Linked DNA regions of Homo sapiens: regions 2 and 3 are each linked to region 1. The links are chromatin contacts, found by Hi-C or POLR2A ChIA-PET in ENCODE. All regions are on one chromosome and are shown on one strand. The core of a region is the stretch at or near the end of the contact, and the rest is flanking DNA. Distances in the headings are between cores, read along the strand shown. Region 1 overlaps HEATR5B (HEAT repeat containing 5B). Region 2 overlaps VIT (vitrin). Region 3 has its middle 130 kb from the start of STRN.

Region 1 (2,596 bases), core at 55-2,554:
CCGGGTAATTTTGTATTTTTAGTAGAGGTGGGGTTTCTCCATGTTGGTCAGGCTGGTCTCGAACTCCTGACCTCAGGTGATCCACCCACCTCGGCTGGGTGCTGAGATTACAGGTATGAGCCACTGCACCCAGCTATAGATGCTTTTTTAACATTTAAGAATTTATACATGGTAATGAAGCTTTTAGTGATCTTATGTTTTCTGGGAGTGAAAAGGAACACAATAAGGTGTAATTATCGGATTCATCAGTAGATCTGGTAAGTGAAAATGTGAAAAACTTCCAAAACAATGACTTTACCCCTATGTAAATTAAAAGCAGTTGTTTACTATGATACCCATTGTGCCTCTATAACTTGCCATTTAAAAACTTTGTATGCATGAAAAATTATTTGGCTACCATTTAATGAAAAACAATTTTATAATGTTTGTAAATTTATTTTCTTAATGTATTATTTTAAAAGTCCTAGAAATAAAAACTTAATATCTTCATAATCAACCTGATGGCATGGGAATTCCTTCTTTCACACATAGCTAATTTGAATATTAACCTAATTGCAAAACTACAACCTTATGTTGAGTTTGGCTGTTTAACTTGGAAACCATTTTGAAGTCTACTTTAAGGTATTAATAAATACATGTTAAGGTAATCTGTAAAAACATAAATAGAGAAGAAATATGGGATCAAACAACATAAAGTGTTTTATAAGTGAAAAAACATGTTTTTATTTTGTGCATTTCAGGTGTGAGTATACAGTTTCTTTGTTCCCCTAGACCTGAGGAGCCCATTGAACATGTTACAGCATGCCTGCAGGCCTTACATACCTTGCTAGACTCCCCTTATGCTCGAGTCCATATTGCAGAAGATCAGGTACAGTGTATTGCTATGATAGATACTTGTGTGGTTTTTTTTTGAGTATTGCTTTACAATGGAAAAAAGGATGGATTTTTTTTCTGTATTGGATCCTATTTTAACATGATATGAATACACTGACTCCCTGTATTTATTCACCCAGTTACTTTTACTCTGTGCCTGGTCTGCCTCAAACGTGGTTTGAGGTTATAGATAGTGAAAGCAGTTTCACTGTGCCTGAATTAGGAGATAGGTACAGTGTGGTAAGTGCTATTTTAGTGCATGTAAAGCTGCAATTAGAATAGAGAGGAGGAGCCCGATGTTGTGATAGGAAAGCAAAGGATGGTTTCTCAGAGTGGGCAATGGTTGAATCAAATCTTCAAGAGGAATTAGTGAGGCAACACATGCGGGACGGGTTTTCCTCTCAGAAAGAATAGCAAATACGAACACTAGGAGGCATGAGAGAACACGGCAAGTTCAAGGGCATAGCCATTTACTATGGCCGATATGAATGGAACATGAGGTTGTTAGATGAGGCTGGACAACAAGGTGAAGACCAAATCATGAAGGTTTCTTGATGACATGTAAAAGAGTTTGAACCCTATCCTGAAAGTGATAGGGAATCATTAAAAATGTTTAAGTAGAGGAATGATGTAACTAACTTTATATTTCAGAAGGATCATTCTGTCAGCCCGTAGAGGTAGGTTGGTTTGTAAGAGATGGGAAGGGAGACAGGGAGGCCAGTTCTGAGGCTTTTTTCATAATTCCAGAGAAATGATAACACTAGCCTAGGAAGGCTGAATAAAGGAAGAAGAAAGAGGACCAAGATTGGAAGCTTGAGGATAAATAGCATTTAAAAATTGAGAAGAAGGAAATAAATCAACAGTGGAAACTGCTAGAGAAGTTTCAGGAGAACCAAAAGAGAACAGAGTTATCAAAGACAAGGGAGGAGTTTCAAGAAGGGTAGACAGAGTCTCAAAAGAAAGAATCGAGTAAATAAGCACAGAAATGAGTCTAGAGGAGGCTATTGGTGACCTCCCGCAGAGGATTGTTTGAGGTGACCAGTAGCCAGATAGTAGAAGATTGAGGAGTGAATAAGAGAGTAAAGGAAGTGGAAGCATCTAGGCTGGGAAAGGAAGGAGCCAGATACATAGAGGAGGACATAGGGTAGATAAAAGGATCTGGAGGCTTTGGGAATAGTGCAGGGGGGACATGTGATAAGAAAGACTTGAGCATTGTCATTATACTGACAAGAGTAGCCTAACTAGAGAGAGAAGTTGAAAACATACGAGATATGATCAGAGTCCTTGAAGAATCCCTAGGAAGTCAAATAGGTTAGGATAGGAGCACATAAGGAAAGATTAACCTCAGATTAAGCCTCACATAAGAGGCTGAACACATGATCTTAAGGAAAGAGGTAAAGGTGGCTTTGGTTGCAGTTAAGTCTTTTCCCCCTCTTTGAAATTTCATTTAGGTTCATTGGATGGATTTGGTATGGAAGATTGTGAGTAAGAAGCTTAAAGTGGGTGGCAAAAGTTTGTAGTAGTTGCTGAAGTGAATAGAAGAGGAACTCACCAGAGATTTCTACAATCTGTGGTAGGCAGAGGTTGTAGAAATTCTTGGATATTCAGCTCAGGTTAGAAATTATAAATTTTAGCAGCACTGGACTCTACAATACTATTTAGCTCAATTATTTCCTTCCAATAGGAGAATGATCATCTCTGAATATAAAGCACATTTAAATAT
Region 2 (2,596 bases), core at 26-2,525, 200 kb after region 1:
AGGAGTAATTTCTTTGTCCTTTTTTTTTTTTTTTTCAGATGGAGTCTCGCTCTGCCACCCAGGCTGGAGTGCAGTGGCGCCATCTTGGCTCACTGCAACCTCAGCCTCCCAAGTAGCTGGGATTATAGGCACCCGCCACCACACCCAGCTAATTTTTGTATTTTTAGTAGAAAGAGGGTTTAACCATGCTGGCCAGGCTGATCTTGAATTCCTGACCTCAAGTGATCTGCTAGCTTCAGCCTCCCAAAGTGCTGGGATAACAGGTGTGAACCACCACGCCCGACCAGAAGTTATTTCTTGACGGATTATTATTATTTTTTCCTTTTATATAGAATGGTTAGAAGACAATCACGTAGAAAGAGAACGATGGTAGCAAGATAGTATAATTTGAATCCGGATCACATACCTACATTAGAAAGTCCTCCTCTCTGAGTAATTTTCTCTATGGCTGTCTTCAGATCTCGAGAATTCGTGTGTGTCTTGAGGTTAAAGTGAGTAGCAGGGTTGTCTCTGAAGAGTCAGAACAAGAAATACAAATTAGCTGCAAAGTTAATACCTTTGGAGGAAGGCAGAGATCATGGTTGATTCTTTTATATACAAATAGAAGCTGCTTCAAAGCCTTCTGCTATGCCTTGTAAAATGTCCCATTGTGGACTGGTGTGTGTAGAGAAAAGGAGGCTATTTCAAGGCTCAGAAGGCGTGTGTTGACTGTGCCATTTCCTGGCTGTGTGATCTTGAGGAGACAACTTCTCTGGGCTTCAGATTCCTCATGTAGATGAAAACATCGTTATAACACCCATATTGCTAATGAACGGGACTGTTGTCAAGTGGGATTTTGCAAATGTCAGGATCCCATCTGTGGAGTGCTCAGCGTTCTCAGCCTACCCCAGACCCCCCTCTCCAGAAAGAGAATCTCAGCTGTCAGCCACTCTCTGGGTTACCCTTAGCACTGGAATTGCACGTGAATAGTGGTACCAAGGAGACCTCTCTCTGCTTCTCATCCTGCAACCGGGTGACACTACTCAAACTCATCTAGAAGGTCAACATCTATTTTGCTGAAGACTGAAAAAGATTAACTGGGGAGGAGTTGGAGTGAATTCAGTGGAAAAACACAGTAAGAATCCCTCTCTACAAGTGAATCCCCACGAAGCGGCGGAGTGGAGGGTGTGGAGGCGTGCAGGAGGGCGGGTGTGTGTGCATCGCACCCAAGATGAGGTGTGAGATCACATCTCACAAACCACTGACACTCAGCCACAGGCAGCGCTGACTTCGTGGGCGTGAGACCTGCGCAGTCACACAGGGCTCCATGCTCCAGAAGAGCCTCAGTCAGAAAGGCCCAGGCTTGGCATAGTGCTCTGCTGCTGCCGTCTTGAAATTCTTCATCATTTTTGAACAAGCTGCCCTGCACATTATGTAGTCAGTCCAGGCTAGAGGTTACTGTTTTCTTTTTTCTTTCTTTCTTTTTTAACACGGAGTCTCACTCTGTCACCCAGGCTGGAGTGCAGTGGCGCGATCTCAGCTCACTGTAACCTCTGCCGCCCGGGTTCAAGCAATTCTCTTGCCTCAACCTCCCGAGTAGCTGGGATTACAGGCACCTGCCACCGCGCCTGGCTAATTTTTGTATTTTTAGTAGAGACAGGGTTTCACCATCTTAGCCAGGCTGGTCTTGAACTCCTGACTTCGTGATCCACCTGCCTTGGCCTCCCAGAGTGCTAGGATTACAGGCGTGAGCCACCGTGCCCGGCCATTTTTTTTTTTTTTTTTGAGACGGAGTCTCGCTGTGTCTCCAGGCTGTAGTACACTGGCTCGATCTTGGCTCACTGCAGTCTCCACCTCCCGGGTTCAAGTGATTCTCCTGCCTCAGTCTCCCAAGTAGCTGGGACTACCGGTGCGTGTCACCACACCCAGCTAATTTTTGTATTTTTAGTAGAGATGGGGTTTTGCCATGTTGGCCAGGCTGGTCTCCAACTCCTCACCTCAGGTGATCTGCCTGCCTTGGCCTTCCAAAGTGCCGGAATTACAGGCATGAGCCACCAAGCCTAGCCATAGAGGCTACTAAGTTTTCAAGAAGGAGAAGACTTTTTTTTTTTTTCAGAGACAGGGTTTCGTTCTGTTGCTCAACCTGGAGTGCAGTGGCCCCATCTTGGCTCACTGCAGCCTCAACTTCCTGGGCTCAAGCATCCTCCCACCTCAGCCTCCCAAGTAGGTGAGACCACAGGTGCATGCCACCACACCCAGCAAATTTTTTCATTTTTTGTAAAGACAAGGTCTTGCTATGTTGCCCCTGGCTGGTCTTAAAAGCGTGGACTCAAGCAGCTTATTGTCCTGTTTTGGCCTCCCAAAGTGCCAAGATTACAGATGTGAGCCACCATGCCTGGCCAAGAAAACTTTTTAAAGTAGCCTTTCTACAAACACCAGAAATGGATCCAGGAAGAAGCGGTTGTGGGCAGTTTCAGGTGGGAACCTCAAGGATGCTGACCATGGGTTGATTCTTAGTGAGTCCATGCGGACCGGGACAAGTGGTGCAGTCACGAGGAAACCAGTCACCAGGACCTGGGAGAGAGGAGAAAGTGTCTGCCTCCCCGCTTCCTTTCCT
Region 3 (2,596 bases), core at 39-2,538, 170 kb after region 1:
TAAGATTTGAGAGTTTAAGTTCTTTGCCTTTAAAAAATTTTTAATATGTTCTTATTTTGGTCACTATTGTGACCATTTTCATTTATAAGAGCTTATTACAAATAAAGAGAGGAGCCAGGTGCATGGCTCATGCCTGTAATCCCAGCACATTGGGAGGCTGAGGTAGGAGGATTGCTTGAGCCCAGGAGTTCCAGACCAGCCTGGGCAAAATAGCAAAACCCCATCTCTTAAAAAAAAAAAAAAAAATTTAAGAAAATACATTTTAAAATACACAGAGAAAATCTGTTTTTGTATGCTTATATACAACAAACATTGTAAATGCTTACTAAATCTCATGAATTATAGCAGGTTTTCACTAGAGTCTCGAGATGTTTAGAAATACAATTGGGACATTCACAAAAATAATTTGATCTTGTCTTTTTCAATGTTTGACTGATTCTTTTTTTGAAATTTTTGTTGTCTAGAAACTCCAATGTGGTGTTGAGTTATAATGGTAAAAGTAGGCCTCCCTGTCTATTATTAACTTTAGTGGAAATGGTTTTGGTATTTAGTTATTTAGAGTATTTTACTTGTTATTTGGTAAATAATCTCTATTTTATTTAAATAGGTTCTTTCCTGTTTTTCCAGGTTTAAAGAATGGCTGCTGAATTTCATCAAATGCCTTCTTAGCATCTTTTGATGTGATCATGAGTTACTCTTCTTTAAGCTGTTGACTAACCAATTGTGTGTATGAAGTTGACATTAAAACATGCTTGCCTCCTTGAAATAAACCCTATTTGGTCATATATGTTGTTGTTTTCATATAAGTCCTTGTTTCAGTTGCTAGTCTTTTATTTGGAGCTTTAGCATGCATATTCATAGATTAGTCTTACTGTTTTATTTAAGGGTCTCTACTTTCAACTTTTCTTTATTCCTTCATTTTAAGTGTGTTTCCTGTAAGCTGCCTATTTCTAGGTCTTCCAGGAAAGAAACTGGCTGGTAGTTTCTTTCAGTGGATATATTGGGTGTTCACTGGTTTTGTTTTATTATGTTCATTATTTTACTTCATTGTTTCTTTTCGTTTTTGCTGGATTGATGAAGTCATTATTCACTTCCTGTCTTTCTCATGTTAATGTGGGATTTCTACTGTGCGTTTCTCTTTCAAAATTATCTTCATTCATAATCAGATATCTTCCTGCTACTCTATGAAAAAACAGAATCACTCTAATCTTCACTAACCCCCTACCAACCTGAAACAAAAAAATGTGATTTTTAGAATACATTCACTTCCTGTGCCTCTCCAAAATAAGTGATGCTTAAAGATGCTGTTACTTTCCCTTTCCCCATTCTTTGTCTGCGTCTTTGGTTTTGCCGTTACAATTTAATTTCTATACTTTTAGACTACTTAAATTTCCATTTCAGGGTCTTATATCAATAATGTTAGTATTTTCCTCGCATATTTCCAGATAGTCTGTCATTATTTTGATAGAGAACCAGTCACATCAGTGTTTCTTAAGCATTTTGGCATTTTAAGTGGGACAATTCTTTGTCATGTAGAACTACCTCTCATGCATTTTGTGTCATGTAGAACTGCCTCCCCTCCCCTCCCCTCCCCTGGCCTCCCCTTGCCAGATGAGGACACAGCAAGAAGGGAGCTATCTGTAAGCCATAAAGAGAGCCTCACCAGAACTCAACCATGGTGGCATCTTGATCTTGGACTTCTAGCCTTCAGACTGAAAAATAAAATTTGTTTATTTAAGTCACCCAGTCTATCATATTTTGTTATGGAAGCCCAAGCTGACTGTATACAGACAGCAAAGGAAATCTTCCCAGAGGCCCTCCAACAGACTTCCCACATATCTCATTGGCCAGAATGTTGGCCTCCTCTACGTTTAAGGGATGTTGAGAAAAAGTATCTCACTTTTCTGCCTCTATAGGAAATAACAAATTCCAGCCAACAAATTCTCTCTGCCACAACTGTCTTTAGTCCTTCATTCCTATTTTGCAATTTCCCTGTTAAAATAATTAATTGGGAGCCATTAGGCTGAGACACCTCCAGCACCTTGGGTTCTTATGTAAGCACAATGTACACAGTAAAATGAAACTTAACCAATCAGAAACTGCCAACTAACCTCTAATTAGGGACTGTCCACTTTAACCAAGCAGTTATTTTCCTCATCTTGCTTCGTTGAATACTGTATTAGTCACGGTTCTTTTAGAGGGACAGAACTAGTAAGATATATATATATATGTGTGTGTGTGTGTGTGTATACATATTATATATATATGGGAGTTTATTAAGTATTAATTCTTAAACTCACAAGGTCTCACAATAGGCCATCTGCCAGCTCAGGAGCAAGGAAAGCCAGTCCAAGTTCCAAAACTTGGAGTCTGATGTTTGAGGGCAGGAAGCATTCAGCATGGTTGAAAGATGTAGGCCGGGAAGCTAGGCCCATTTTGTCACTTCACATTTTTCTGCCTGTTTTATATTCGCTGGTGGCTGATTAGATGGTGCCCACCTGATTAAGGGTGGGTCTGCCTTTCCCTGCCCACTGACTCAAATGTTCATCTCCTTTGGCAACACCCTCTCAGACACACCCAGGATCAATATTGCATC

The links. Hi-C counts contacts between places; a loop is a spot of excess contacts on that map. ChIA-PET counts read pairs that join two places held with the same protein, here RNA polymerase II (POLR2A). Pooled maps may share reads with other maps.
Region 2: a loop to region 1 is called in a pooled map, with 4 times the contacts of the local background. The contact joins two enhancer-like sites. A Hi-C loop is called at or near these places in 4 of 168 maps with a recorded cell type or tissue (Caco-2, K562, MCF 10A and 1 more) and 5 of 50 pooled maps. POLR2A ChIA-PET finds 5 or more read pairs at or near these places in 2 of 52 experiments (Caco-2 and PC-9).
Region 3: a loop to region 1 is called in a pooled map, with 4 times the contacts of the local background. The contact joins two enhancer-like sites. A Hi-C loop is called at or near these places in 1 of 37 single-sample maps with no recorded cell type and 3 of 50 pooled maps. POLR2A ChIA-PET finds 5 or more read pairs at or near these places in 2 of 52 experiments (Panc1 and activated CD4-positive, alpha-beta T cell).

The regions. Positions count from the first base shown.
Region 1 is chr2:37,003,904-37,006,499 of GRCh38, reverse strand. It overlaps HEATR5B (HEAT repeat containing 5B), which reads left to right. Exons shown (of 36, transcript NM_019024.3): 30 at 741-868. Among named protein-coding and RNA genes, the nearest start is that of STRN, 39 kb to the right of the region's middle. Within about 2 kb of position 1,304, at least 2 of the 41 ENCODE cell types and tissues checked have a DNase peak (open chromatin) inside an H3K27ac peak, as active enhancers do.
Region 2 is chr2:36,799,215-36,801,810 of GRCh38, reverse strand. VIT (vitrin) reads right to left here. Exons shown (of 16, transcript NM_053276.4): 13 at 407-510. The region is part of intron 1 of LOC124905990 (a long non-coding RNA gene); the gene reads left to right. Among named protein-coding and RNA genes, the nearest start is that of VIT, 100 kb to the right of the region's middle. Within about 2 kb of position 1,275, at least 2 of the 41 ENCODE cell types and tissues checked have a DNase peak (open chromatin) inside an H3K27ac peak, as active enhancers do.
Region 3 is chr2:36,833,928-36,836,523 of GRCh38, reverse strand. No RefSeq gene overlaps it. Among named protein-coding and RNA genes, the nearest start is that of STRN, 130 kb to the left of the region's middle. Within about 2 kb of position 1,288, at least 2 of the 41 ENCODE cell types and tissues checked have a DNase peak (open chromatin) inside an H3K27ac peak, as active enhancers do.